2 separate regions of the Mus musculus genome follow, and region 1 is linked to region 2. A link is a loop called in an ENCODE intact Hi-C map of the cell type or tissue named here. Cell type or tissue: left cerebral cortex. All regions are shown on one strand. Each heading gives the region's core, and the rest is flanking DNA. Links, peaks and the distances in the headings are about the cores only. Region 1 holds the start of Gm30145 (a long non-coding RNA gene). Region 2 holds the start of Gm40760 (a long non-coding RNA gene).

The links. Peaks named below come from ENCODE experiments on the same cell type or tissue, not always from the same donor. Only the 100,000 strongest peaks of a DNase experiment are listed, where the experiment ranks them.
Region 1: it touches region 2 in a loop (5-fold over the local background); 6 of 42 quality-filtered maps call a loop at or near these places.

What each region holds. Positions count from the first base shown.
Region 1 is chr10:111,375,588-111,391,172 of GRCm38, forward strand. Gm30145 (a long non-coding RNA gene) reads right to left here and starts at 2,688. Exons shown (of 5, transcript XR_872033.1): 1 at 2,625-2,688; 2 at 1,822-1,943; 3 at 168-296. In left cerebral cortex, for the core only: no CTCF peak of the experiment used is centred there; DNase peaks (open chromatin) are centred at 6,251, 6,760, 7,121 and 10,243; H3K4me3 peaks cover 318 bases; H3K27ac peaks cover 3,677 bases.
Region 2 is chr10:111,301,806-111,317,390 of GRCm38, forward strand. Gm40760 (a long non-coding RNA gene) reads left to right here and starts at 1,631. Exons shown (of 3, transcript XR_872029.3): 1 at 1,631-4,518; 2 at 5,172-5,349; 3 at 11,713-14,093. It overlaps Gm30095 (a long non-coding RNA gene), which reads right to left and starts at 12,540. Exons shown (of 3, transcript XR_380789.2): 1 at 12,473-12,540; 2 at 12,261-12,401; 3 at 10,985-11,188. In left cerebral cortex, for the core only: no CTCF peak of the experiment used is centred there; DNase peaks (open chromatin) are centred at 7,294, 7,651 and 8,228; H3K27ac peaks cover 1,600 bases.

The DNA of each region.
Region 1 (15,585 bases), core at 3,152-11,151, 73 kb after region 2:
CATGTGTCCTAGAGGGGGGCAGAATTTTGAGTGAAAAGGTAAATAGTTATCTAATGCTACATAAAGAATTAGCTCAAATGTATCAAATTCAAAGAATGTTTTTAATAGGTGTGGCTTTGTTTGTTTGTTTGTTTGTTTTATGTAGCCCAGGCTAGCTTTCAACTCACTGTATAGCCAAAAATGATCTTGAATTTATGAATCTCCTGCTTCCACATGCTGAGTGCTGGGATCCCAGCTGCGAGCCACTGATAGCTGATTCCTGTAGCACTGGGAGAGCATCCAGGGCTTTGTGCCTGCTAAAGGAAGCACTCCATCAGTTTGGCGACTCTCTCAGTTTCCCCACTCCCTCTGAATATTTATCTTCTACAGTTACTGAGGGTCTCAAGGGGAGCTGCTCAATCAGATGATCCCGTCGTGCAGAGGTACGTGCAAGCTGACAGCCAGGGTTCTAGGCTTCTTGTAGTATTTTTAGTTATATTACTCTAAGTTATTATAGCTTTATCAGTCAAATGTTTCGGAAGCGAATGATGATCACTTAGAGGGATCAGACTATGGACAGGATAAACTGCTTCCTGGTGATGGTATCCCCTTGAGAAATATTTGGGATGGAAAGGTTCTCTCTTAAACACTTTCACAAATTTTATCCTATTAATGAAACCTCTCTCTCTTTCTCTCTCCATCCTGAAATAGTTCCTGACTACCCAAGCTTTGGGTCTGTGTTGCCTGCAGAGTATACACCCCATTTGGTCCTCTGCGCCTGTGCTGGGTCTCTTGGTGGGGCAGGAGGATGGTGTTGGATGTAAGCATTTCTGCACAATGATGAACAGAGCGTCACAAACAGCAGGGCATGCTTGTTATAGCAGAAATCTATGCTGTCAGCATAGATTGAGTTTGCCTCTGCTTTCCCTCATTAACCCCAAATTAACAGATTGCCCAGATACAAGGGGGAGATACAGTCATAAATTAGTGGAGTATTTGTGGTGACTAGGGACCAGGCTTTTGTTGTTGTTGCTTTTATTTTGTTTTTTTTTTTTTTTTCAGGGACTGTACACTCCCTAGTGAACCAATCTAATAAAGAGTGCTGGCAGATCCAAAAAATACATTCTCAGGGTAGCTCACGCAATTGCTTAGTATGAAGGAGGCCTTGGGGTCAGGCTTCAGTTCTGCAAAATAGCAAGAAAAAGAGCATCTATCCCAGTAAGTAAGCTAGAGGGACTGTCAGCTACTGGTGTGTATGATAGAGAAAAGTGAGGCAGGCAAGGGGCAAAGAGGAAAGGCGAGCAGGGTACACTTGCAGCCGAGAAGAAGGTAATATTTAGGCGTTGTGTGGTTGTGGAAGAAGAGTGTTCAGATAATGGATGTAAGCAGAACAAAGACCTCACAGTAGGATAGCAAGTGGTCTTGTGTGGCTGAAGAGGAGATGACCTGCTTCATGAACGGCCTAACTCCATCCCCAGTCACCTCCTCTCCAAGGTAGCGATGAGAGCATCCAGAGAGCGTGTAGGAGTGTTGTGACGGTAGAGCGAGATACAAGGTGCTGAGCCTGGCACAGTGAGAGATTTCCTAAAGCATAAAGGAGGTGCCCCAGTGTTGTCCCTGGCTCTACGCCTTCAGTGCAGATTTCTCCGGAAGAGTAAATATAATGTTCTACAGAAAGCGCTCAGCACGGAGGCTCACACATGGTAGACCCATGACCGCGGCCATTCTCATTATCTCCAGACGCTTGCACGATGGGGAGTTCTTCAGTGAAGAAATGGGAAAGACTGGGAGAGAGGCTCTGAGTCATTCCTAAGAAGGGACGATGAGAGAAGAGTAACTCACCTCAGAGGCCCAAGGAGCCAAGGGTCAGGGCGGTGGACCTGACGATTAGACAGGAAGGAGGGTCAGGCCCTCAAGGTTCACTCAAGACCAAAGAATCCTAGTGAACCATCCATCCGACGTACCTGAGGGGGTTGGGAGGGAAGGGACAGCAAGGAAGAGGTAAAAGGAGATGAACCTGAGGCTTCGGTGTAAAGGAGAAAATATTCCTAAGTAGGGATCGCAACGCTGATCAAATACTCATCCCTGACCCGCGGGCAAGCATGACTTTGCAAAAGAAAAGAGACTAGACCGGAGGGAAGAGAGATGAATCCTTAGGCCAAGAAAGTCTCTCCATAGGTGTGAAAACCGGTAGCTGTTAGGTGGGAGTCTAGTGGAGGACTTATTCACAGGGGTGAGGAGAGAGAGAGAGAGAGAGAGAGAGAGAGAGAGAGAGAGAGAGAGAGAGAGAGAGAGAGGTGGCGGATCTTAGAGGGAAGATACTGGAGGCAGTTACGACAGAAGCAATAAACAGTAGCCGCTCCCGAACCAGTCAACCAAGAACATTTCTAAATCCCATGATTAATTAAGGACCTAAGGTTTAATTAAGGGTGATAAATAAAATCCGGAGAAGACAAACTAGCTCTCTCTCTCTCCCTCCCTCTCTCTCCATCTTCCCCCCCTCCCACCCTCCGGTTTTATGTAGCCCAGGATGGCCTTGAATTCACTGTATAGTGAGGATAACTTCAAACTCCTGGTCTTTCTGAAGCAGTGAGATCAAGTGTTTGCACCGCCCGAGGGGGGTGGGGGTGGGGAGGGGCTCTCACGTGATGCTAGATGCTCTCTCCTGGGCTTCACAGGCTAAGTGCTTTCTCAGCTGAGCTGCGTCCCCACCCCGGAAGAAGCCCATTGAAATGACTAAGCATTTTTCTAGAACTTAATCTTCCACCACGCTAGAAGAGGCTGAGAAGGCTAATTCTTTTGGATTTAGCTTTAACTGAAAAGGGAGAACCTGTGGGTAAGTCAGAAGAACGCAGAGGAGAACAAAGAGAGGACTGCTCTCCTGGGCTCAAGTTCTTGCTTCCATGCTTGGAGAATCGCCCTCTCCCCCAAGCCCAACCTGACAGGAACCTTGCCGGCTCTGCTTTAATCCTACCAACCACCCAGAATGCAATGCCTTTTCACACCTCTTTAAAAAAAAACACACAAAAAAAAAAACAAAAAAACGTTCTTTTCCTTTGGTCTCTCTGACATCTCAGCATAAACATTAACTCTGCTTTTCTTGGAGAAGTTCTTGGAGGGCTCCAAGTTAGACTCAGGAGCCCTTCGCTTCTCCCTACCCTTCTCCCTTGATCAGCCACTGACAAAGCCACTGGGCCTCTCTGTCTCCGCCCCTCCTCTCCCTCTTCTTGAGTTTTCTCTCTCCTTTTCTTCCTACACACTCACCGCACACACTTTCCATTGAAAGTGGAAGAACATGAGATGCAGCAATCTTTCTGTCACCTGCTTCTTTCTGCACACTTAGGACAAACCTAGTGTCTGTTTTTGACTCTATTGCCAATGCAGAATCCTGCTTGTGTCCCAGGCTGCCCTGTGCCCAGCCCTAGGCAATGCACTGTGATCTGACACAATGCATCATATAAACCTGCTTTTCCCCCAGCCTCCCGGGTGGAGAGGGGATTATAGACATCATGGGTGGCCATCATGGCCCATTTGGAAGTTAGAAAAGACCTTGCAACTTGCTTTAGCTAATACAAAATACAAGCTGGCTTCTACCTTTTTTATTGTTTTGTTTTGCTTTGATTTTTTTTTCCCCTTTATAGGCATGGAAAAATTGGTCCTGTTTCCCCCTTCCCAGTTCTTCTTCCTTGACCCAAGCAAAATTACCTTGCCTTTATCCATTCTCTGGTTGTTAAAGGTGCTAACTAACATTTAGTAGCTAATATGGCCACTCTCTCACGTTTCTATGTGCTAAGGGGACTTAATAAGGAGGTCTTCCATGGATCTCTTGGGGGTGGGGAAATGTGATTAGACCTTCGTTTGAGTCTGTGTGCACTACTACAAAATAACTAGTCTAGATAATGCTTCGAGAATTTATTTTCTCAGAGGTCTAGAGGCAGGGACATTTAAGATCAAGGTGGCAGCAGGTTCAGTGTCTGATGCAGGCTCCATTTCTATTTCCAAGGTGGGAGCTGGCTACACAGTCCCAGGAGGGGGGAAATTCTATATGTCTGTGTGACAAAAGATGGGAGGGTGGAAGATCTGGGTGTTGTGAGAAATCGCCTTGAAAGGGCCTCATTAATGATGGGAGGAACCCTCAAGACCTAATCACCCCTTAAAGGCCTAGGCATTGGCCACTTGGATTTCAGAGGGGGACACACTCAAGCCACACAGAATTAACTTAAGTGCTAAATCTGTGTGAGCTCCGACTGTTCCACCCTGACCCGTGTCCCCCCCAACCCCCCCCCACCCCCACCACCCCCACCCCACCCCACCCCGTCCTCAGGCCTCTCTTCTCTCCCAGACACAGGGTTTTGAAATCAGGCCAGTTATCAACTCTACAGTGTGTTCTAGGTTTCAGGTAAGAGGAGTAATCACACGTTTCTTACTCTAAATGAACAGCTGGAAGTGATGACCCCCTAGTGAGAAAGATGAACGAAGAAAGTGAGAAGGACAGAAAGCCGGTGACAGGGTTTACTGTCAAGCTGTTTAAGGAACAGTTGCCGGAGGAGAGTGAAAGTGTTCCTTCAGAAACATGGAGGTGAAAGGTTGTGTCAAAAAGCTGCAGCCTGCTCTCCAGAAGATCCGGTCAGCAGGAATGGTCTTCCGTATCCGGAAAACAGCCTTCTATCACATTGTGGTGGTTGGATAGGAGAAGGCAAAGCCTGGCCTTCAAAACGCCAGGGCTGCCTCCTGCTCAGGGCTGACACCGCTGGTCACCGAAAGATGAAGCCAAGGCTACTCACTAGGTGCTCTGATGACAGTTCTGGGACCCTGAAGAATGTTGTTACACTTACCCTGCCTGTGCTTTCTGGAAAGAGTGGCCAGGTGTGGAGACAGCCTGTCGGACACAGCAGCATGGATTACTGGGTATTTCAGGCATATATAGAGATAGAGATATTTGAAAATCGGGGCGATAGGAGATTCTTTTTAAAATATATACTGCTCGTTGATAATTTTCCTGGTCAGAATGGAACTGCATGGAGAGACTGTATCTGTACCTGAAAATATAATAATATCCACCCTGCAACCCACAGATCAAGGAATGATTTCAATGTTTCAGCCCTATTATTAAAGAATTATATTCTGTAGAGTATAGCTGCCGTGGGGTCAGAAAGGACATCTTCACCAAGCCAAAAGAACACAACTATAGACTTTACAGTCACTGCCAGCAGGATGCACGAATGAGCAGAATCACCATCCTCTCGCATCCCAGGGGGTACCAACCTGCCACACCAAACGGATGGGCTAGACAGCTGTCACAAGGAACACGGACACATAGACAGCACACCAGCCTTCCAGTGCCACTAAGGAACAATCTATCCCTTCCATAGACACCCCAATCCTGGGAAGAGAGGGGAGGAGAAACCCAGCCGTCCTAGGAAGTCAGCTTTTCAATGAGAACGGTTAGCACACACAAAGTACATTAACCCAAATATTTTTGTAAAGATTTATTTATTTATTTTATGCATATGAGTACACTGTAGCTGGACAGATGGTTGTTGTGAGCCTTCATGTGGTTGCTGGGAATTGAACTCAGGACCTCTGCTCAATCAGGCCCTACTCGCTCTTATTATTATATATATTATTATATGTAAGAAGAGGGCATCAGATCTCATTACAGATGGTTGTGAGCCACCATGTGGTTGCTGGGATTTGAACTCAGGACCTTCGGAAGAACAATCAGTGCTCTTAACTGCTGAGCCATCTCTCCAGCCCTAACCCAAATATTTTAAGCACTGATTATAAAAGAACATCTTCCTTCTCTCCCCTCAATTTGGCTGCTGTGGGAGTTCATGAGGTACAAGTGCTTCATTGAGGAAGAGAGAGAAGGTTCCGTGCTTTGTAAGTTTTTTAAGCTCATATTCAATTGCTAAGCTATTTCCTCATAGGGTCCTCAAGAGGAAACAAGAAAGGGATGGATTTCCTATGGAGAAGAATTCCAGACCGCCTGCCTGAAAGGTGCAGAAGCAAATATAACTAAGTTTTTTAAACATCCCATGATTTCTCCTAAGCTCCTCTGTTCGCTTTGCTTTATTTAGAAAGAAAAAAGAAAAAAAGAATCCTCAGAAATGGGCTGGCAGGATGGTTCAGCCTACAGAGGCGCTTGCTGTCAATTAAATACCGAGCACCCATGGGAGAGGGCGAGAACTGATCCCACAAGTTGTCCTCTGACACCGCCTGCACACTGTGACATGTGGACACACACACACACGCACACACACGCATGTACTACGTGGGCACTCTAAATACACTCTTTGTTTTAAAGAACCCAGATCTGAAAGTTCAGACAGATTACTGCGCACGCGCTCTCTAGCTGGATGCCAGCTGCCGCTGTGAAGCAGGCCAGCACTGAGCGTGGAGCGGTCGGGGACCTATTCCGTCATCTTCCCTAGGTTCCCATCTGCCTCTGTCTCAGGCCATGGCCCTGCTGAGTACCAAAAATACAGCAATCCTCTTCTCTCTACATCAGTACAGTAGGAGCTTTTCAAGTACTTCCAGTAAAGAAGTGAGAAACACCTAAAAGAGAAAGAGCAAAACATCAAAAACCAAGGGCTTCTCTGAAGCGGAGATTCACGACCGCAGACTGGACGGGAATCCTTAGGCACCGACTACCTCTGGTGAAAAGATTTTAGGGCATTTGTCTGGAAGGTGGCTTTCCTCCTCCTCCTCCTGCCAGGGGACTCTTGTCCCAGATTTAGAAATAGTTCTTCTTCCAGGCGTGGTGGCACACATGTGTAGTCCGAGGCTCTCTGGGAGGCTGAAGTGAGGGAAGCCAGCCTGGGCTGCATAACAGAGAGGAGGAGGGGAGGGGGAAGGGGTGACTGGGGTGTCTTCCATTGAGTAGGGGTGTGTTCAGACAGGGAGTACTTTTGCCAACCTTCACCCTCCCACTGGAGCACAGAGATAATAGGTGGAGACATTTAATTGTCACAATGTAGGGAGGGTGGCATTAAAAGCAGCAAATAGGGAAAGGCCAGGCTTTGCTGCAACTGATGGGGTAAGCAGCCCCTTCCAGGGGAAATTCACTGCCAGAGGAAGGCACTGCCCCTCGCTGTCAGCTGCCTGGGGGGGTCCAAAGACTTCTATTCTGATACAGCCAGGATCTTGGCTTAAGCTGCAGGGAGAGTCCTTGTCAAGAAAAGCTGTGGCTTATTAAGGAAAAGACAGTGGGTGGATACAGGCTCTGAGATTATCAAGAGAGAGCCATGCTATATGTCTTGACAAGACTTGTTCCTGGTGTCATTCTTGCTGGTGTGTGTGTGTGTGTGTGTGTGTGTGTACACTTATCTTTAAAGCATTTTTCTTGGCTGGATATGTAGAATTGGTAGAGTGTTTGCCTAGCAGCATATATGAAGCCCTGGTTCATCCCCAGAGCCCATAAACTGGGCATGTTGGTTGAATTCCTGTAGTCCCAGTAGAAACAAGAGAAAAATCTCTTTCATCAAGTGAAATGTCCTCTGACATGTACACAAACAGTGTCATAGATATGTGCACAACCATGCACATACATCATAAACACACATGCTTCGTACACATACACACATTGTCTCTCTGTCTCTTACACACACACAGATCATAAATATTTAACCAAAAATATGCAACATGACCAGTTGGAGTTTAGGGGTCAGTGAATCACTCTGTGTGTGTGTGTGTGTGTGTGTGTGTGTGTGTGTGTGTGTGTGTATCATCACCATCATTATCACCTACTGTTCCAAATGAAACATCCAGGTTCAGGAATTTAAAAAATAAAAAAAAAAGCTTTCCCTATTTCCCTATACCCCGTCGCCCCAACACACCCAAAAAGGAAGAAAGAACAGGAGACTGTAGCACTTCTGTGTCTAAGGATTGATTGAATGATTGATTCATTGACTGATTGACATCTCAAGCTGGCCTGAAACCTGCTTGATAGACCAGGCTGGCCTCTAGTTCATGATTTCCTGCTTCAGCTTTTGAAACAGCTATGATTGGTCCAGGAGTTTACCATCCGCAGAGCACTAAGGTTGTTTTTGCTTTGCTTTGATATGCTTATCTTAGTTAGGGTTTTTATTACCGGGCCAAAATACCATGACCAAAAACCAAACAAGTTGAAGAGGAAAGGGCTTTTTCAGCTTACACATGCAGATCATAGTCTGTCATTGGAAGAAGTCAGGACTAGAACATGGGCAGGGCAGGAACCTGGAGGCCAGAGAGCTGATGCAGAGGCCATGAGGGATGCTGCTTACTGGATTGCTTCCCATGACTTGCTCAGGCCTGCTTTCTTCTAGAACCCAGGACTACCATCCGAGGGATGGTACAGCCCACAATAGACTGGACTCTGCCTCATTGGTCACTAATTGAGAAAATGCCTTTTAACTGGATCTCATGGAGGCATTTCCTCAATCGAGGCTCCTTCCTCTCTGATGACTCTAGTTTGTGTCAAGTTCACACACAAAACCTATCAGTCCCCTGCTGATATGTATCTAATAGACCTTCCCATTCTTGGAAAGCTCACCTGCATCTCTTCCAGTTTGTCATAACCTATGCTTCAGGTCTCACGGAAAAGGGTGAATATTTATAAAGGAAAATAATTTAAGGATCTGGGAGTGGTTGAACGTACCTTTAATCCCACCCTCAGGAAGACAAGGCAGGCAGATCTGAGTTTGAGGCCAGCCTGGTCTACATAATAAGTTCCAGGCTACCACGAACTACTCAGTGAGGTCCTGTCTCAAACATAACTAAAAGGAGAGATGTTTATGTGCTCAGTTCTAGAGACCATAAAGACCCACAAGCATGGGGGCAGCTCCAGGGTCACATGTCATCACATGTCACATGTCATCATCATCACATGCCACATGTCATCACGCCATGGGGAAAAGTCGGAAGGCAAATGAGTGCTCAGAGGAGACACCCTGGGCAAGCCCAGATGCTTCGTGAGAGCTCCTTCCTCCATTAACCCATAGCCTGGGAAAGGGACACATCCAAATCACAGCAACAACAACAACAACCACAACAAAAGCCCTTCGCTACTGTGGTAATATTAAGAATTTTGAGACAGGTACATTATACTGGATTGTACAGGTAAGCCCTAAAGACCATTGCACATATCTTTTGAGAGGGTACAGAGGGAGACAACACACATGAGAGAGGACACAGAAGAGAAACAACATAGCTAAGAAGGCAGAAGTTGGAGCGATGTGGCCACAAGGCACAGATGCCAAGTATCCGCAGAGCAAGGCCAGGGAAGGGCGATCTCTCTGGAGCTTGCAGACACAGTTCTACCCAGAGACGATATTTACTGAGAGTCATTTTGGACTCCTGGCTTCTGTAACTGTGAAGGGATACATTCAAGGCTGTTCGATTTTGTTTTACTTGCTTTGTTTAAGAGAGGGTCTTGCTGTAGCCTAAACTGGCCTGGAACTTCAGCTCTCCTTACCTCTGCCTCCTAGGAACTCAGATTACAAATCTGCATCACCAAACCCACCAATTTCTGCTGTTTTGAATCAGCAGCTCTATACCAGGGGGTCAGGGTTAATTCTTATCATCTCAGCATTCGGGACTCTGATGCAGGAGGATCCCTTGAATTGAAGGCCAGCCTGAGCTACATAGTGAATTCTAGACTAGCCTAGGCTATAGTGTGAAACCCTGTTAGCAAAACTATAAAATAAAGTACCTTAAAACAAAATACCAAGTCTATAGACAGTTGTTAGGAAATTTGTATGAGGGCTAAAGTAGGTAAGAGCTAAGTGGTTAGTCCATGCAGGCTGAAGCCTGCTTGTTTGTTATGGAGACTTAGTTTTGTCTCTGTTCAGTCCAAACAGCCATTCTCGAGTCTTGGTGAATCTGCTGTCCCCTTGACTCTTTAGTGGTGGCGATATGCTATCCCACAAGGAGGGGCAGATTGTGACTTGCTAATTCTGAGTTCTGCTTTCTTTGCTCCTGTGTCTCCCGTGTTTTACTCTCTCCTTCTGTTTCTGTTCTATGCTCCGGAATAATCATTGGCTGCTTTTGGAAGACGCCATCTTCCTGTGCCTCACTCCCGTTCCCCAGTGCTCATACTTGATCTTAAGAGTTGCCATCAGTAAGCAGCCTCTCCCTTCCCCGCTGGTGGCTTCCGTTCCTGAGCACAGCGGATGTGGAAGTTTCCGTCCCAGGTGTTTGAAGCCACCTCCACACCCTGAAGCTCTCTCTGAAGCACCTGATGACAGCTCAGCCCAACCCCATGTGTCTTAAAAAAGCTTCCATGGTGACTTCCACAAATCCATTATGAAAATAACAGGGTAGGATGGAGGTGGGGGGAGGAGGCTGTTTCGTGACTGGAATTTTTAAAAACCAAGAAATAAGAAATAAAGTAGGTCAGGTATTGCGTTTAAGATAATCAGTGCAGACAACAGAAACTCAAAGCAACTCTCTCAGGAAAACTCTGTGAAATCCTTTTTACATAAATTCCTCCTGCTGCTTCGGGGAGACATGGCATAGAGGAAACCAGGAGAACTGCCAAAAGTGGGCAGCAGAACCCCATTCAGATTCATAGCACAGGGGCTTGATGTCAGTGTATATAGATACATAATATTGCCCAGCTAAATACAATATAGATATGCACATACATGTGACATATATGTATATATACATACACATACACGGTGTGTGTGTGTGTGTGTGTGTGTGTGTGTGTGTGTGTGTGTGTGTGTGTGTGTATTTGGTCTCAGCCCCTAGTTTCTGACAGAGCCCTAAAACTCTTCTATTTCCTGAGTGATAAAGATGCTGGGAGCATCCTGTGTTCTAATATTTGGTTTGTACCTCTGACTCCTGATTTCAAAGCTCCTAAATCCCTTGGGACTTCTTGGGTGGTTGGAACATCTCTTGTTCTGATGAAGTGACTCTTGGTGGATTCTTTAATAGCTTCAGGATGCAGGAGGTCTACCAGAAGGATGATAGCTTCAGTCAGATGCCTGCTCCATCCACCCTTTGGGGAGATGATAGGGACTGGAGAATACTAATGCCTGTATGGTGATGATGTCATAAAAACTCTCAAAAGATGGGTCCAGAGCTGCTGGGCTGCTGGTCACAGGTACCTGCCAAGAGGGCAATGGACCCTAACTCCAAAGGGACAGTAGCTGCTGTTCTCTGAGTTTTTCTAAACCTCCCTCAATGAACTTCTTGGTCTGGTTTTTCACCTGCATCCTTTATTGTATCCTTTTGTTTGTGGTTAAGAAACAAAGCGCTGGCTGGTAGACAAGGCTGGCCTTGAACTCACAGAGATCCTCCTACTTCTGCTTCCCGAGTGCTGGGATTAAGGTCATGTGCTACGGTGCCTAGCTCTTATGTCCTTTATGATATACCAGTAGACATAATAATCAATACCATGAACAGTTATGGAAAATTATCTATAGGAGGGAGGGGTCTCTCCAGTTTATAGCAAACTGGTCAGGAGTACACGTGCTGATCTGGAACCTTTGAAAGCAGAAGCACAAGACAATTCCATGGGACTGAGCAGTTAGCCTGTGGGGTCTGCGCAAATTCTGGGTCACTGGCATTGTGAATACATTGCAAGATGTGCAGCTTGTGTCCAGAGAGTTGACAAATGCGTTGGTATTATGAAAAATATCTCCCTGGGGGAAATTGGGCTATTTGGAGGATTTGAAGAGATATTGTTACAAAAGTCACCTACCCACTCTTTAACGTGGCCCTGGGAGACAGCGATCACTCAACCCTGATGCAGACTTTTCCCATGTTCCTGTTGATTTGAGATATAATCTCACCTTGGAGCTTAGGGCAGACCTCAGACTCTCAATCTCCTCCCTTCAGCCTTATGACTGCTAGGATTGGCGCTACCAGGTCCGGATTTATTTTTGCATCTATCTTGATTTACATTTAAGGAATCTGCAACGTGCACATACACAGTTTTGTGGGGGTGGTGCCCAGGGCCTTGTTCGCACTCACTCTACCATGGGAACTATACTCCGATACCTTAAAGAATATGTTAGCCGGGCGTGGTGGCGCACGCCTTTAATCCCAGCACTCGGGAGGCAGAGGCAGGCGGATTTCTGAGTTCAAGGCCAGCCTGGTCTACAGAGTGAGTTCCAGGACAGCCAGGGCTATACAGAGAAACCCTGTCTCGAAAAACCAAAAAAAAAAAAAAAAAAAAAAAAAAGAATATGTTAAAGCCACAGATAACTCTGAAAAAATCGTAAACTCAAAATTTTCACCTTTTCCCCACCTTTCAACTTGGTACCACTCAAAATGTCACGGTTTGCATATAAAAACTGTCGGAGATTCAAGATGTTGGGGGCCTAAAAGTACTATAATAGACAAACAGAAAAGAACTCCTGACATTAAAAAGAAGAGACTCTCAGAACGAGGAAGTTTGGTTCCTGCATCCTCCCTGGGAGGGCAAATGAGAGGAGAGTTCAGTGTGGTAGGATCCAGTGAGACCCTCTGAGTCTGCGCAGACCTCATGTTTTTGTCTGAGACTCCGGAGCAGGCGTCATAGCTGCACCCCAGCTCATCTTGTTATTTGTTTTAGACCCCTTAAGATTTTAGGCTAACACTGTGCAGGTGGAAGCCTGAGGAGAAAGCGAACAGGCTCAGCATCCCGCTAGGATTCCTGCACTACCCCCACCCCCACCCTCACCCCCCTGTGCTCTCAGACTTCACAATCGCTGATGGGGAAGACCCTGCGGTAGCAGTCACGTTGGCACTCTTGTGGAGACTCGCCTGAGTGGAAGTGACAGTTTCCCCTCAGGGATTATCTTTGATTGGCAGAAAATCTAAACTGGACAAAGGGAGTCAGGAGCGTGAGAACTCTGATTCCTCCGGGAACGGGGGTTGGCATTGCTGTGAGGATGTGTCAGGGACGCCCCAGGCTACTAGAGGAGGCAGCAGAGTCGAAGCTCTGTGCCCAGGTCTTTCTGCTTGAAAAAGGTGGATCGCGCTTTCCAGTGTGGACGCTATCTCCCGAATCTGGGACAAACATTAAGGTCCTAGGATCTCTAGTAAGCATCGCATATTTTCAAAGGGTCCATATCCACAGTGCGCCCAGTTTCTTGAACCCGACAATGTACCTCCAATTTCTAGGCTTGCCTTAACCTAAGGTCAAAAGGGAGCCATGGGGCTGGAGAGGTGGCCCAGCTGCCACCCGGCCCTGAGTCACATGCCCTAACACAGCCACAGAAACCCAGCACAGCTGTCACATGGCCATCTGCCTTTTAGGACTTGCCTCTCTTATTGACCAGTCATCCATTGTTCTGAGGTGAGCAAACTGACCAGCTTTGCCCTTTTCAGAGGCCCTCTGATGACGGAATGTATTGCCTCTTGGCTTTGTACATAGGTAGGCACAGGACAGAGGCGAACATGTAAATAAGGAGAAAAAAAAATCGGGGACAGGGGATGAAGAAGGTGGAACTTAGAAGAATTACAAGCATGAATTATGCTTGCCCTAGCCTCTCCATGCAGTGAAGAGGCACCTGGTGGAAAGGGATAGTGGGGCACTGCGAGAGGGATGCTGGAAGTGTGTGAAAGACTGGCTGAGACGTCACTTCCGGTTTGTTATATGCCAACATGTTGATGACTAACTAAACTTTGCTCAGAGAAGTTGAAGCATGAAGCAAGCTACTCGGCCTGTCAATAAAGAAATCAACATGTTCTTTATCTTCAAAGTTCTGACATCACATGGCATTATCTTCAGAAAGACAGTCAACTAGAATAGAACGAACTGTCAGATCACAAATAGTGGGTTCAGGGAAGATTAGGTGGACCAAGTAGGCGGATAGGTGTCTGATAGGAAGCAAGGCTAGAGAACAAAAAATATCCAAGAGAAAAGACTGCTTTAAGGGGTGTGTGTGAAAATGCACAATGACACAAGAAGGAAGGAAATCTGTTTTTCACCCTAATCCTACTTGTAAATTTAACTAGTATAGTAGGCAAACAAGACAAAGTCCCCAAAGAGCCTTAAGGTGGTGACCATTGGTGGTAGTATAGACGCTTGTGTGGTCTATGTGTATAAATGTGGGACATTTGTGAGGTATGTGTGTATGATGTGCGTGCATGGTGTGTGTATGTATATAGTGTATCTGTGTGGTGTGTGATTTGTTTGTGTGTGTATATGCTTAAAAAAATTAATTCTCGCACCCAGGCATGAACGTGGGAAATAAACTGGAATTTCTCAAAGATGGGGCATGGCGGTTTTGAGGTACCTCAAGTGATTTCAAGCACATCATGGAGGGATGAGGGAGGCTGAGAGTTTCCTGGTCCCTAGTCAGAAACTCGGGTTAGCCGCCCCCTCTCTTAGATTCATTCCTTCCCCTGCCTGAGATGAACACAGCAGATTGTACTGTTGGTGTCTGGGCTTTGTGCATTTTTGACCGATAGTGCCTCATAGGTGCTTGGGGGACAGGGTTGTGTTTCAGAGAAGGGTAGCCACCACTTTCAAGACCACATGTTCCCACAGCACACGCGGAGATGACGCAACTCACTTAATTGCATTACAAGGCTCTGAGTCACCTGGCACCCTGCCAGCTGACAAATTCCAGGCTGGGCTGTTTCAGATCCTCTCTCAGTAGACATTTTTATCCTGGGAGCTGGGACTGGGGATGCAGCACACAGAATTAGCTCAGGGCTTCTCTTAGGGAAGGTGCTGCTCCATGCTCCGTGCTTACATAACCGTACAGCTGTGCCAGCCGGCCCACAGAACGCGATCCCAACATTATTTTTCTTTCTTTCCATCACGTTAGACTCTATTCAGTGGAGACGAACTTCCCTTGTCTTTTTTTTTTTTTTTAAGCTCTTGATGTCAATTGCTTTTTGCTGTGAGGCAGCCTTATTTTTAGAAATGTAACATATTCAGTCTCACATAATAATGAAAACTCCAAACTTAAAGACTGGGTCCTTGTTCCTGCATTCTCTTGATCTGGAATGGATAGTTATTCTAGAGAAGACAACAGTTTCTTCTGCCCTTATGGGTTCTATGGTTGGCCTAAGAATTAAATGTGCAGAAGACAGATTAACAGGAGAAAAGCAATTTTAATAAAGTTCACGGTACTGGAGTTGTTAGGGTCAGAACCTAGGCGCTAACAGGTTACCATGGACGCCCATTCTCACCCACTCTCACTAAGCCAATTAAACAGATAAATAATGGTAGGAAAAGAGAAAAAAGATAGTCATTCAATGTGGTCACATTGAAATGAGAAATTATGAAGTCATGTGACCCCACACCCAGTCCATCCTGATGTGAGATTTAGGTTTAAACAGGGGACAAGAGGGGACAAGTTGTCTGAACTCTGAAATTTCTTCCTGGGAGTCAACTCCTCTCTTCTGGCTGACCTCAAGAGCTCCAGACTTTTCTTTGACCCAGCTTGAGACTTCTGGGAAAGTAGCGACTTCTTTGGGTTATCATCTTGATAGTCTGATAGCTGAAGGGAAGGGCATAAGGATATTCTTAAAATATTTCACTCCCACCAAGAGTATACACATGTACACAAGTCCCACAGATGTGTGGGATACAAGGGTGGAGCCAGAGCGGTAAGACATATGCATCATCCCTAGGTAGAGAAAGGACCAGAGGTTTGGGCTTCTAAGGAACTTGGCAGA
Region 2 (15,585 bases), core at 3,807-11,806:
GGAGATGGTTCAGCAAGTAGGACCATTTGCCACCCAAGCCAGGCAACCTGAATTGGAAAGAAAGAACCAATTCCACAAAGCTCCACACGTACACTGTGGCACTGCACATGCACATGCATGCACGTAAACAGTAAATAATTCCAAAATCTGCACCTTTGAATACCTGTTCAAAAATAGGACTATTCATTGTGAATTCACCTTTTATAATTAGAAGTTAATGCCAGAAAAGATGGGGAATTCGTTCCTTTCGTTTTCTCCTGGCTCCTAAGTCTTGTAAGGATTCTGTACAGTTGCTAGTTGTTCTTTGTTTCAGTGCTTGCCAGATTTCAGTAGCAACAAATAATTTGACAGTTATCTCTAGTGTAGATCACAAGTGCTTCCCTGTCACTTTATTGTGTGTGTAGTCATAAATAAGGACAGGGTCTTCTCCTTTTAGTAACTGTAACACCCAAAAGAATGTTTTGTTTACACCAGTGTTTAAATGTGCTTGTTAAGTAACAGTGTTATCTCAACCCATGTCCATGCTCCTAGGTTATTCATTCAATAAATAAATTCTTAACTGTGCAAATACTAGGCTGGACAGTGAGTCTGATATGCTCTTGTGCACTTTCTACAAAGTTAATAGGTAGGTTGATGACTTCTGACTGGATTTAGGAAAAGTAAAACAAAAACATCTTTATATTTGAAAGCCTTCTGACGAATAATGTTTGTAAATTGTAGTGGCCTGGGGTAGCTCTGGGAAAGGGGTCTGCTGCAGAGGCATGAGGATCCTGGGTCTGAATCTCCAATATCTACCCAGAAGCCAGGCTTCGGAGCATGCCTCTGACCCTGCCGCTGGGCATGGCGGTCAGGGTGGTGACAGGCAGATCTCTGGAGCGTGCCTGCCAGCCAGACTAGCCAACTGATTGCTCCAGGTTCAGTGAGACCTCACTCTTTCAAAGTAACTGGAGAGCAATAGAGGAAGTACAGCCAAAGTCAGCTCCCTCCCCCCTCCATATGTGCATTTGCAGTTGAATACCACACACACATACATACACACACATATGTACAAACGTGTATCATGCCCCACAGTATCTTCATACAGAACCCAGATCTTATGTTACATATAGCAGTGCCTTAAAAGTTTATGCCATATGATGCATTATTTCAATTTTGTTGAAATAGGGAAGATGATCTCAATTCATAGATGAATGAATCTACATTAAATCACTGTACGACTTCTCTGTTCATTTTTAATTGGCTGACAAGTTATTTTGCTTCATTTTCTATTTTATTGCTTCGAATATTCTTCAGCCTTGCAGTAGTCAGACTTCGGTAAACTGAGTTTGTCTTTGAAAGGTTGGCACCTGGTGTTCCAGTTGCGAAGTGACTTTACGGTAAGAGTATGCTCAGGGCATATTTGGTGAATAAATTAGCCACATGGTGCTCATACCAAACTTCATGGGGTAATAATTTTCTTAAAAATTTCCAAGGACAAAAAATCTCGGTAGGCCAGAAGGTGTAGAACAAAGCACTTATGTGTGACGGCATGTGCCTGTGACCCTAGCACTGGAAGGGTGGAGGCTAAAGGGTCAGGAGTTGAAGGCCAGTCTGGGCAAAGTGAGACCAACTGAGAAGGAGATCCGGCATGTGGGGGGCGGGAGGGGAAAACAGAACGATGTAGAACTGCTCTCTAAAATAATACTAAAATTAAAGTTTTATCCCTCATGGATATTGTTAAGTCAGTGATCGTTACAGAGTTAAAACTGGGGTGTTTACATCCTTGGCTTAAATAGGTTTTTTTTTCCCCTGTAGATTTTCAACATAGGATTTCTTTGTGTGACTGCTGTCCTGGAACTCACTCTGTAGACCAGGCTGGCCTTGAGTTCACAGAGATCTGCCTGCCTCTGCCTCCCGAGTGCTGGGATTAAAGTCAAACGCTATCACTTCCCAGCAACTATATAATTTTTTAGCTGTAATTAAATTTCACAAGGGATTTGAAGGGACCTGTAGTAAGAACCAAGTTACAGTATGGGTCTGAAGTAATGTGGGACCACGGGGGATGTTGAGACAAATTTAAAGTCAAGATCGTTTTCTTGTTTTCTAGTGCTGCATGAGAAATAATCTGGGTACTTAGTAAAGTGTCTTACTCCTCTTGGGTCTCTGGCTGGTGGAGCTCACTTGGACTTCTCTGTGCAGGGTCACAGGGTGAGCCGAAGTGCGAGGGAAGAGAACTCAGCAGCCTCACTGCTCAATGGCGAGAGTGTCGGTGTCATATTGTTAGTGTCTGTGAACTGGATACATGGAGGCAGCTAGCTGCTTGGAAATGCAGTCTGTTGTGCCACAGGAAGAAAAAGGAGGCTAATGTGCCGCCTCCACTGACCCTTTGTGACCTCTCATGTAAACCTACCTCCCACAAGCACACCTCCTCCAGGAACCTTTATCAACCTTATGTCTTCTTGAGCCTGCGTGAGCCATTTTTATCTTCAAACCACTAGGCACTAAATAATTGAACATCTTCCGCCCAAAGAGCTATTTATATTTACTCATGCTATACAGGAAAGAAATGTCGCGGGATTCACGTTTCAAGCCGAAAACAACGGGATGGATGAATGCAATGTAAGCATGATCCGGAACTGCTCATTGTCTCCCAAAAGGGACACGTGCACTTCCGTTAGCTGACATAGGGAAAAAATAGGGTTTCCACTCCATCTTACCTGTGAATGGGAATGTGGGCTTGTCTGTAGCTGAGGTTTGACCACAGTCAAGGACAGTACCCTGGGGGATAATAGGCACAGGAATTGCCAATAGATGGAGAGAAAAGAAGGAAGAAAAGAATAGACTGATTGAGAGGGTGGTGAGAAATCTGATTGAGAGGAATGCTACATATGGAATGCCATGGAATTCAAGTCATTTTTTTCAAATTTAAATATAAAAATAGTAACAGATTATAGACCCTGAGCTCCATAGACACTGTCTCAGAATAACCAAACAACAAAGGCCTTGAGTCACTGGGATCAAAACACCACCCAGCGCATTTTGGTTCTACATGAAAGAAGAGATGAAAGCATAAACTCAGCGCTATCATACTGAACACTGTACCAACTTAATAATAAACCAGTGGGCTGTCTCGGACTAAGCAAAACTAAACGAGCACAGCTGCGGCCCGTGCTCTGTATCCCTTTGATGTACAATTTGCCCATTCAGCCCTCATTCAGACCACTGCATTGCCTCCTCAGCTTCTCTCTCCTATTCAACCCCAAATGGGGGTGCCACCTCCATGTGTTCCTGGCGCCTTCCGTTTGTTTTCCTTTGAAGGAGGAAATCCACCATGGGCCATGTCTTTATTTCTTGAACCCTTCCCTAGGAACCAGTGTGCATCGAGCTTCTTGATGCAGAAAGTCACCAGGGAGCGTCTAAGTAAAAGCATGGACTGTCCGAGAGGCCAGCGCTGCCAGAGACCTGGAGTGCTGTGCACGCGTATTGATTGTCATGACCTATTTTGGCTCCAAGACTTTATCCAGATACTCCACAGCGCCTGCTTGCAAACCTTGTTCCCTCCCAGAGAGACAGTGATCCTGAGATAGCTCTTCATCCCCACACGTGTCTTAAGGGAGTTCCACAGGCTTGTGACGGCTGGCTTGCTTTCTTTCTTTCTTTCTTTCTTTCTTTCTTCCTTTCTTTCTTTCTTTCTTTCTTTCTTTCTTTCTTTCTTTTTTTTTTTTTCAATGCCTGGTTGACCTGACAGCTAATCTTAGGAAGATAGCTAGAAGTATGCATGGTTATTGTGCTGTCAGCATGCTCGTGGATTAGACCAGAAGGCTTTATGGAAATAGAAGAATATTTGTAGTTTTAAAGCTGTGGTAGTCCAGTCAGCTTTGCACCACAGTGACCAAATACCTAATGTAATTAACTTAAAATGGGAAAAGACTTATCCTGCGATGGTTTGCAGTTAGTCTATAGTCATCTGATAGGTATTTGGTTGCTTGGTTTGGCAAGGCTCAACGTCATGGTGGGAGCAAACCTGCTTGTCTCATAGCAGCCACTGAAGGACCAGAGTCCAGGTACACCCTTTTAAGTGTTCCCCACAAAAGTCTTCCAATTCAGCCCCACTTCCTAAAGTTTCCACTCCCTTCTAACATCAACTGTGAACCTAGTGTTCAGCACATGAGATTTGCGGGGGAGGCGCTTTGAATCAAAGCACAATGACACTCAACTTATAATTTCATATTTGGAAGACAGGTTCTCGAATTCAGTTATTCAACTCTCCCACCCACTGAGGCCAGTCTTTGGTTCCTACGAAGGAGATTAAGCATTACAAATTGAATACGTGGCAAAGACTCTGGAGGAAGTATTCTTCTAGTGTTATCGGCTTCATGATCCTTGACTTAAGACTTGTAGGAAGCGAAGCTATCTTGTAGAGAGCTGATATTGATTCTCGTTTTTAAATACAGATGAATGCTGTCCCGTGAAGGTAGGACACTCCCACTCTTGAAAGAAGCTAGCTCTGCATTGCCTGTGTGCTTACTTCCTGTGACGGTAATAAAATACCGGGTAAAATTGTCCTAAAAACAGGAAAGGTTTATTTTGGTTTGTGTTTTCACGGTAACTGGCACCATCAATTCCAGGCCTGTGGTGTGGCACATCATGGGGTGGAGGGAGGGGAGAGCATCATGGGGCAAAGCTGCTCACATCATGGAGGTAGGAAGGGATTTAGAGGGAGAGAGGAGGGAGGGGGGAGGAAGGGAGGGATGGAGAATCAAAATAATGGAGACAAAATATGCCCTTCCAGGGACTGCCCCAACTATGCCAAGTCCTGAAGTTCCTACCACCTCCTTGTAGTTCAAAGGCCTCAGGCCCCAGTCCTTTCACAAATGCCCTGCCTGTTAACACTGCATCATGGAAGGCGAGACCAACTCATGGGCTTTGGGAGCGACATTTCCCACTCAAGCCCCAGATTAGCCTTCCTGAAGGATGACTTTCCTTTGAAGTCTCTCTGGGTCTGCACAGGGAAGAAGCAACCACCTTCCACATACTTCCTTTTAGAGTTGTGTAGGGTTTTTTGTTGTTTGTTTGTTTGTTTGTTTTTAAGGTTGCCCTTTAATAGCCTCATTCTCTGTTAGCTTCCTTCAGCTGCCAGCTCCCAGGTCCTCTGAAGCGGACACCCTTGTAACATTAAGTCGTTTTTCCAGGTTTTACACACCTGATAGGTGAAATTGCGCTCTTCTGCATCTGGAACTTTCTGTTTGTGAGAGCCATTCCTCGTGTTGTGTGCAGCTGCTGTTGTCTGCTGTCCATCCCCATTGCTTTGTAAGGAATAGATGGACTGTGGAATGACTACTCAATGGTACTATCAATTTCATCTTCTCTGTAAGTCCTTGTTGCATCTCATTTATTTATTTATTGTGTGTGAGTGCACACCTGCGTGTACACATGTATCTCAGTGCACTGGTGGCCGTCAAAGGGCAACTTACCATGAGGGTCCTGGGGAATCAAACTCAGGTCCTCAGGTTTCGATGCAGGGTGCCTTTACTCACTAAGCTATCTCGATAGGCTCCCTCCATCTTTCATTTGCATAAACATCATCTGATCTTGACATTCTAAAGAGATTAACTGTTGAAAATTAAGTCCAGTGCTGCCAGGCAGTGGTGGCACACATCTTTAAATCTAGCCCTCAGGAGCCAGAGGCAGGTGAATCTCTGAGTTTGAGGCCAGTCTAATCTACAGAGGGAGTTCCAGGACAGCCACGGCTATGCAGAGAAACTCTATTCTTTACTAACATTATTCTTGAAATAGTAAAAGCTTGATGGACCAGCTCTTGACTGCAGATGGTATCTTCACCAGTACAGCATCACTGACTTAAGGCCTAACTATAGATAAATCACTATATGAGTTAAATATCATCGCTGTACTCTTTTTGATATATTAGGAATCAATACTGTTTGGACTGAAAAAGAAAAGAAAAATTCAGTAGTATTACAGTGCATTGGCACTAAAATTTCTGTATGAACAATGCTAATGTTCAGATTAGCATTAGTCCCCAACCTGATGCTATGGGGAGTTTGTGGAACTTTTCAGTGGGGTCTAGGTGGGAGTTCTTATGTCATTGGGGTCATCTCCTCAAAAGGGAGAGTGAGAGCAAACTCTAGAGCCTTTGTTCTCTTCTGTTAGCTTCCCAGCTACACAAGGCATTCAGCTTCCTCTGCTTCATGTTCTGTATGTGATGGGTCAACGTGCCACAGACTCAGGAGTAACGAGGCCTCCTGACCTCAGACAAAACCTCCAACACTATGAGCAAAATGAACGTTCCCTGCTTTTAAAGCTGATGATCTCAGGTATTCTGGTACACTAACAGAAAGCTGATGTGATGGTTTTAAATGTTAACTCAGAATCATGTGGGAAGAGAGTCTCCATAGAGCACATTTTTATTATCAGGTTGGTCTCTGGGGTTGTCTGTAGGTGGCTGTCTTTACTGTTCACTAATGTAGGAAGAACAGCCCATTGTGGGCAGCACCATTCCCTAGGCTGAAGGTCCTGAATTATGTGGGACAGTGGAAAACTCGATGATCAGGAAGCAGGTAATGTGACGGTATTCATTTCTCTCTGATCTAGAGTGTGAATATGATGTGACCAGCTGTTGAGTTCCTGCCTCAATTTCCCCAAAACGATGGGCAGTAACCTAGAACTGTAAGCCAAACAACCCCTTTCTTCCATTATATTGCTCCTTGTCAGGGTATTTTTTTATCACAGAAACAGAAAGAAAACCAAGACAAGCTGGCAAAGATATTTTTAAATGTCCAACTTATTGAAACATACTTTACAAATAATTTACATAATAACGAAGCACAACTCCTTTGTTATATAGTGCTCTAAGTTTAAACAAGTACATCCAGTTTTTTAACCATCATAATCAAGAAACAAACAAACAAACAAAAGAATCATGACTTCCCCAAACTTCCTTCATGGCCTTTCTCTCCGTCCTGCCAGCCGCTGCTTTCCTGTGAGTGGACCCAGCATGCTTTGCTGGAAATAGAGTGGTAGCACCGGCCTGTGTTCTTGCGTTTGCGCCCTGCGGGCCCTGCTCCTGCCACGTGACTTCTTCAGTACCTTCTCCTTTGCAGGCACTCCCACAAACCCATCACCTGCTTAATCCCTCTCTTCCTTAATTCTGTGTGGAGGGAAACCTTTGGAGAATTTTTAGCTAAGGAATTACATAATTTGATTTGCATTTCCTGAGAAGCACCTAGCGATGTAGGGGAGGATTCGCGCTTATGAGACACACGCATTGCAGTTAGGGGGAGAAATGTGTCTACAGCTTGCTTGGAGGTGGTTCACCAATATATGTGTTTGTGTTTGCCTGTACATATGTAAATAAAACGGGTTAATGCTAAGGCAATACTTCAGTTCACTGTACCTTTGCAACTTGCTGTGGGTGTCTTGTCTATTGCTATAAGAAGATATCCGGGCAAACGCAAGTTGGGGAAGAAAGGACTTATTTCCCAGGGGACTGCAGGCTGCTCTTCCACACGTCATTTGGACCTTTTTTTTTTTTTTTTTGGTCAGGGTTCTTAGTACTATTCCAGGAGCACCCTCTGTGCACTCGGTAGATCTAGATGCATATGTTGTACATTCAGAAAATAAGTCAGAGCTAAAATTGTAAAACTTGGAACCCATGATGTCTAAACTACAGAGCAAAACAAGACCTCCTAGGACTCGGGTATGGTCAGAAAGGAGGCTCGGTCTGTTCTTGGGTAACTGGAGCGTGAACAGCCTGGAAAGAAGTGGAGTGCATTGATTCCTTCTGGTCTGATCCCATGCTTCCCGACAAAGCATATTGACTTCCCGAAAAAGCATATTGACTCTCCCTACAGATTTACCAGTAAAAGAAAAGCTGGCCATCTAGGTTTGGAACAGTCTAGTTCCTGGGACAGTTTTTGTGATAAATTGGCCACATCCACAGCTTGGTTCCAGTAGCTCCCTTGAGGGTCATCCAGTAGGCTGGCAAAATCTGTTAGAGAGTAGTCTGCCCAGGAGGAGCCAGGCACAGGGCTGCGAAATTTCCCAAGGAAACGGACACCGCTCAGCTGTCTGCCCCTTCCCTCGCTCTCTTTTCTCTGTAGCCTGCCCGGCAAAGCTGCTTACATTTCCACAAATAGAGGGGGAAAAAACTTTCCAGGAAGGTAGAACTAATAGAGTATTCTCTTTCTTTCGTAGCCTCATCCCTTTGTACCGTCCCCATCCCGCTGATTTGCCACTCCAACTCTCGGAGCGTTGCCTCCACACGCCATTTGCATTTCTTCCATCAAGGCCCTTATTACTATTTCAAGAGCTTTCTCTCTGTGTGTGACAGGGCCTGTGCTTTTAAGTTTTATTTTGTTTCTGGGTCAGCCATATTCAAATAATTCAAAACTCAAAATGGCACGGTAGACAGAGAGAAATCTCCTTCCAACCTCCTTCAAAAGGAAGCTCAGTCCCTAAGTCACCGACTTACACTGCTATGGTCACTTGGTCACACGTGACCAAGAAACACGGCTGCTAGCTAGGTATTGAAAGACCCAGCCAGATGATGTTCCTACATGAGAATGACTTGGGTACCACACTACTGCTGTCTATCTCCTTCTGCAGGGCCCCTGGCCTTCCTCCCTGGGACAAGGCCGCCATGTTGTCTACAGGGAAGAGAGAAAGCGTTTCTGAGAAATGAGGTTCGAGCAGAGACTTGAAGGGAATTCTGAGGAAGAATTTCTGAGGTGCAGGACCAGCAATGGCCAATCCTGCCCCGACAGTGACAGGAGTCAGAGAACTGGGAAGTCGAAGGTGGGGGTGCCAGAAAGAATCAGAAATGTGTCAGCGCCACCATGGCCAAGTGGTTGAATCTGATGCTCGGGGAGGTGACAGATCACTGGAGGGTGGAGGCAGAAGAACAGTGTGATTGTTTATGTCTTACACAAGTCATTCCATCATAGTTACCCCCAGCTCATCACCCTAATCTCTCTCAGATCCAACCCCACCTCCCCAGCCTCTCCCAACTTTCTTTTGTAATAACTCACTGAGTTACATTTATGCTGACCAAATATACTCATCTACTAGTGCATGGGTTAGTTTACCAGTCGCCTGTAGAGAAAGGCGACTCTCTCTCTCTCTTCAACTGTCAGTATCTTCTCAGTATGGGGTGGGATTTGTAGGCCCCACCTCCTCCATGACAGGATACTGGCTGGCTTGATCTTTATACAGGTCTTCCCTGGGTCTTTGGCCAGATTTATAGTGTCAGGCATATTGTTCCTCTTGCCTAGTGGATCTTAAACCCAATAGAAAGAGTTTGATTACCTCTGAGGCAGGTATGGTACAACATGGGCACACGTTACTACAGTGGTCATCACTGTAGGTCATACGGTCACAGGTGGGGAACACTGTTGACGACTTTGTCACAGAGCATCTTCCAGCATTATGACAGCTAGCCTGGGGGAAGAAAGCTTCCTGTTTGGTGACAACTTGATCTCTCCAGGTCCTGTGACCAAAATATGTGGTGTTTCAGCAATAGGGCCTTATCATAAAGCTCCGCTGGACAAGCAAGAGCAACGACAATATCCTGTGTTGGTTGGGGGGGAGGGTGTCTCTGTGATATCCCTGACCAACGAATCATAAGGAGGTATCTCACACCTGGCACTGGGCTTTTAAGTTGGCAATCAATGGCTTCTTGATAATGGAGGAGCATTATCACCTGTGTAGGGTAATGCCAATTAAGTCCCCCTCTCTCTTTTGCTCTTATGTGATTATATATTATAAACATTATACACATACACACACACACACACATATAGACATGTATTAGTAGACTTCTATATGGCTTTAGTCCTCAGTGTAAGCTATCCCCCTCTCTGCTATCCTCTGCGCTACCCTGCCGTGACTCTCCTCACCTATTTCTCCTTTTCCCCTGTTCCTATCACCCATGTTTCACTGTCCCTCCTCCCTTAAGGTCTTCCTCCCTCCTCTCCACCAATGTGACCAGGATTGCACGGGTCGTCCTAGTAAAACTTACATTTGTGAGGGAGAGAAAGCCAAGGTCATTGGAAGTGAAGTCATTGATGAAATCTAAAAGCCAGGAGTCATGGAGATAGAGTTGGAAAACAGAATATAATAAGGTCTCATATAATCACTTTGCACATTCATGGCTCCTCTGAGAGGACGTGGGATTGTGACCCCGTGGCTAACTCCTGCCGCTCATGCCTAGCATGACGGCACATCTGCTTAATGGTCCAAGATTTTCCACATGCCCTCTTATTCCAGAAGAGTCTAGCACACATGCAGAATTCAGCCTTGTTGCTGCTTTCTGTCCAGCCGAAGTCCTTCTCCTGCTCCATATGTAATGTCGTCTGAAACAAAAGCAAGAACATTCTCCCCTCCCTCCAGCTGTCAGTATTCAACTCCAAAAGATGATCAAGAAGGACATAAGCACGAAGCCACTTAGTATGGCAGGATATTTGATTGCTTTGTGAATCCCAAGACTGCAAACGGGCAAAAACCTTGTAGCATGCCTTAGCCCTAGCACACACCTTTCATCCAAGAGCTAAAGTCAACCCTAAGTCAAGAGGCAGAGCAAGCAACCAGTGACAAGGAATGAGCATAAGGAGGGTCAGTGAGTTGAAGGGTTTCTAAGACATTGTGGAGAACAACAGGCTTTTTCCTTCTGGGACATTGGTGGAGTAGGAAGGTCAGCTGGGTGCTTTCTCAGCCTCTCTGAGGTAGGTTTTCACCCCAGCTCTGGAGTCTTCATGGTATGATTGGGATTTTTGTTTTTATAAAACAACAACTTAAGCCGGGCATGGTGGCACATGCCTTTAATCCCAGCACTCGGGAGGCAGAGGCAGGCAGATTTCTGAGTTCAAGGCCAGCCTGGTCTACAAAGTGAGTTCCAGGACAGCCAGGGCTATACAGAGAAACCCCGTCTCAAAAAAACAAAAAAGCAAAACAAAACAAACAACAAAAAAACCCCAAAACAACAACTTAGTGTGCATTCTCCCTGAGTTTCATTTATGGATCACATAACCACTGTAGGGTTCTGACACTTCTGCACTTCTTCATGGGAAGGTCTGGTAATTGGAGATTCAGTAGTTCATGCTGCATTTTCCTTCCGTTTTCTTCTTCACTCCCATCTTAACCTCACATCATGTCACTTGAAGTTGCAGAGGTTGGGTCTGTCCTCCATCTTCACCTGTATTGATTACATGCTCCACTGGTTTGTCTGGTAACCGCGCACTTCCTCAGCCCAGCACCTTGTTTCTGCATCCTTAACTCTGAGGTGTTGAGCATTGCTCAGACATCTCTCTAGCTCTGTTGAGGCACACTGGGTGGAACAAGGGATTTGCCACATTTCCTAGTCTAAATCTTTCTCTGATACAGTCATTAGATATAATAGGCTGATGTGGCTGGTGGTCCAGTTCTGACCTTGTAAACCTGAGAAAAGGACTGAGTTTTGACCTTGCTCCCTGAGACCTGGCCTTTAACATACATACTTTGAAAGGGCCTTTGTTCCTCTTGGGCTGAGAGGCCACTCAGATCAGCTCTCTCTCCTCCAACACAGACTCTAGTGCTATAGCTTAGGTCTTAAACATTTTCCATGACCTGCGTATCAGAGGCATTTTTGAGAGGTGGGGAAATCGTTAACTGGGAGGCATACACAGGAGCTCCTCTAGCAAGTGACCTGACCATGACCTCTCTCCTGCCTTTTCTCCCCAGGAATGTGGTAAGCAGTTCCACGCCTATGTATACTTCTGCCATGATTGGCTGCCTCATTATAGATCTCCATCCAGTCATAGACTACAATCTCCAAGGCTGAGCGCCAAGCCAGCTTTCTCTTCATACGCGTAGGATGTCAGATGTTTTGTTATAGGATGGAAAGCTAACTGAGAGCATTACCTTCTGACTAAGGGCATCCATCAGGCTTGCTGAATTCCTTGACTCTAGGGTCTATCTGCTCCAACCCCCTATTACACTGCTGCCAGAACCTTTCCCCCTGAAATACCTCAGCTACAAGAGCATCCTTCAAAAACCTGACGCTGGGTGTGACAGGAACTTGACAGATTCAACACAGACAAGCTGTCACTAAGTTCTGCAGTGTCTCCTAAAAGTGGGACCTAGCCTTTAGTTCGCAGCTTGTTGGAAGTCAAGAGGTACCTCAGGAAGTGTGAGGGGACCTAGAGTTGTGCTCAGGGAGCACTCTCTTTTGAATCCACCCCCTTGAAGGACCAATCTCTGGGGGATTATGGTAAAAATTTAGCCACTACCTGTATACCAAGCAAGCATCAGTTTTGTAAGTCCTTCTCAAAAATGCTCAAGAGGACCAGCAGTTGCCTAGCATAACGGTTGATCTTGGTTGTCGACTTTACATCTGGATTCTCTTAAAACCCAAGCAACTGGGCAAAAGCCTGAAAAGGGATACTCTTGATTAAAGCCTTGGAGGTGGGAAGACCAACCCTAAATCTGGGCCACGCCTCACCTCCTGGTAGCAGCCCACGTGAAAGAAGGTGGAAAAAGGAAGCCTTTGCTCTTTTCCTGCTTGCCTTCATTCCCACTGGCAAGGTCATCTGCCCTGCTGCTGTGGCATTCCGTCCTAGTGAGCTCCATAGTGACAGAAGTGATGTCACATTTATCTCTAACCCCCACAATGTAGCAGTGTTTGTTAAATGAGTGAGTTAGAGAATAGATGGATTAAAATGTGGATGTGGGCATTCTCCGCTATGCCACGCTACTGCACCATGCTATTGGGAGCTGTGGATGCAGGGCAGAAAAGAACATTGGTGGAGGGGTCCGAGTGGAGAATTCAGAGATGGCCTTGAGCCTGGCATGCCTGGATCACTTAACAAAGTGACTCCCAGAAGAGCCAAAGCAGGGATGCTGAGCCCCGCAGGAGCAACTGCAGAGCAAGACTCTGGGGGACCCCTGGAGGATGGAATCTGAGAGGAGAGACACTGAGATGTGGCTCTTGTTCCTGGGCATTGCTTTCATGGACTCCCAGCCTTCAATCCCTGGACCATGGCTGCAAGTGACTTGATCTCCTTTCTCAGAACTTCTGAAAACCTGTGAGCTGTAGAACGGACCACACTGCTGGACATCAGAGGGGAAGAAAGCATGTGTGGGGAATAAAGTCACCATTTCTCCAGGGGAAGCCCATACTCCTAAAGCTACTCCATGCCATCTCTGAACACCCATCTCGCACACGCTGGTAGAGGAGTGGCCTTCGGCTTAGATCTCTAACAGCTGCTATCATGGACACTGTTTTCCATGCTACTGTGCGATGCTAGATGGCCACTGTGTAGAGAGAGAGCTCTCTTATGTGCTTGGCTGGCGGACTCATTAGCAATCTGCTTCTACTTTCCAGCCCCGGGAATATGGGTGAGTTTCTCTTCTCTCCTGCTGTGACATCATCTTCCTTTCTCACCGGAATTTGCCATGTGCTTGCCAGAGTTGGTTATGAAACCCATCTGAATTCTCTCCTGTGGCTGGAATTCCAAGAACTTTCTTACATATTGCTCAAGCCCTGTGCTCCCAGAATGTAACATAAGTTCTGTGTTACAGACTTAGAAGCAAACAGTAAATGACCCCTCAGAGACGGGTTTGTTTTCAAAAAGTGTCTCAGGTATTTCAGAGTCCCCTGCCTTAAAGACACATCTTGATATCTGATACCCTGAATTCACATAATCGTTGATCCAGTGTTCAGAAAGGAATTAGAACCGATTTTTCATGTATGTGGGGCTAGGAATCAAACTCAAGTATTAGTAAGGTTCTTTAAAAGAACAGAACTGATAGAGTACACACATATGAGTTTATCAGCTTGGCTTATAGGCTATGGACTGGATAATCAACAATGCCTGTCTTCCAACAGGAAGGCTAAGAATCCTATTGTTGTTAAGTCACAAAACTGGTGTCTAAGAAGTTCTGGAGCTCAGAGGATTGCTAGAGAGTGGTTGGTTTTCATTCTATACTGAGACCCAAAGAAGGAAATGATAGGGATTTCTTGCAAAACGAAAAGGGAGGATATATATATAATCTGCCTACAATTTAAGCAGAGGAATGACAATAATCTGATTTGCATTTATAAAGATAATGTGGAAATTCTAGACTTGGAGTGTCTGGGTCTTTTTGAAAGACAAGCCAGGGTGGAACCAAGATAATTTTTAGGGTTTGGTCTCAAGAAACTTGGTGGATGGAGCAACATCTGAGAAACATTCTTCCCTTGATAGCCCTGGTAATACAGTGTAGAGTTTGGGGGTGGCTAGAAACAAAGCTGGAGAAGGAAAAAAAAATGCTTAAATCACACGACGTTTTGGATTTTATCCTCTAAGTCTATAATTAAAGGAACAGATGTAGATACTTGTATTTTTTACAGAAAAGGAACTGGGGCAATGCAAGCAAGGGTCTGTTCTCCTTGCTGCCTCCTTTCCTCCTATTTTGGGATGCCATTCATTTTTATTTAACCTTGAAGGCCTACGCTCTCCCTTTGGGTTGCTAAAGATCCACAGAAAACTCCATCCCCTGTGAACTTCAGTCAAGCCTGACTGTACCTGTAACACAAGCCGCCTCCTCCTCCTCCTCCTCCTCCTCCTCCTCCTCCTCCTCCTCCTCCACCTCCTCCTCCTCCTCCTCCTCCTCCTCCTCCTCCTCCTTCTTCTTCTTCTTCTTCTTCTTCTTCTTCTTCTTCTTCTTCTTCTTCTTCTTCTTCTTCTTCTTCTTCTTCTTCTTCTTCTTCTTCTTCTTTTTGGTTTTTCAAGACAGGGTTTCTCTGTGTAGCCCTGGCTGTCTTGGAGCTCACTTTGTAGACCAGGCTGACCTCGAACTCAGAAATCTGCCTGCCTCTGCCTCTCGAGTGCTGGGATTAAAGGCGTGCGCCACCACACCCGGCACAAGCCTCTTCTGATTTCACACAGCAGTGGGGATATAGTCCAGTGCTTAATAGGTCTCTAACTACCTCCTTAGTTTTATCTTCCCCACTACATTAAACTTCAGAGCAAATGATCAAATCCTTAAAAGATACATAATAGAAACTCTAAACTACTTATGGACCCACTGTGTCAGCAAGGATCTTGTAGACCAGCTTCTCGGTGGACCCAATCTAGACTTTAAGAGTCCATGGGGGTTATTTTAATAATAGAACCCACACAGTATTTTCCTTAATTGAATACCCTTAAATATATAGCATATTATAAATGTATACTATATATAGCATATTGTCTTATATTAAATGTATGCAAACTGCCTTAAACTCTATCAGTGCAAGTTAGGAACATCTGTGGTTATAGATGATGAATTTTATTTCTTAACAGACGATTGGTTAAAATTCTAATTTTCAGAAGATAGAAGGCATGAAGGAAAAAGTAGAGCTTTCCTGGGTGATAACATCTGTTATGATCCAGGAATTGCAAATCACCTGGCAGAGTGGCCGTGAACATGACAATAAGGGACACATGCTGGCTCATTTTTATATCAAGTTGACACAAGCTAAAATCATCTGAGAGGAGGAAACCCCAATTAAGGAAATGCCTCCATAAGATTGGGCTGTAGGCAAGCCTGTAGGGAATTTCTTTAATTAGTGATTGATATGGGAGGGCCCAG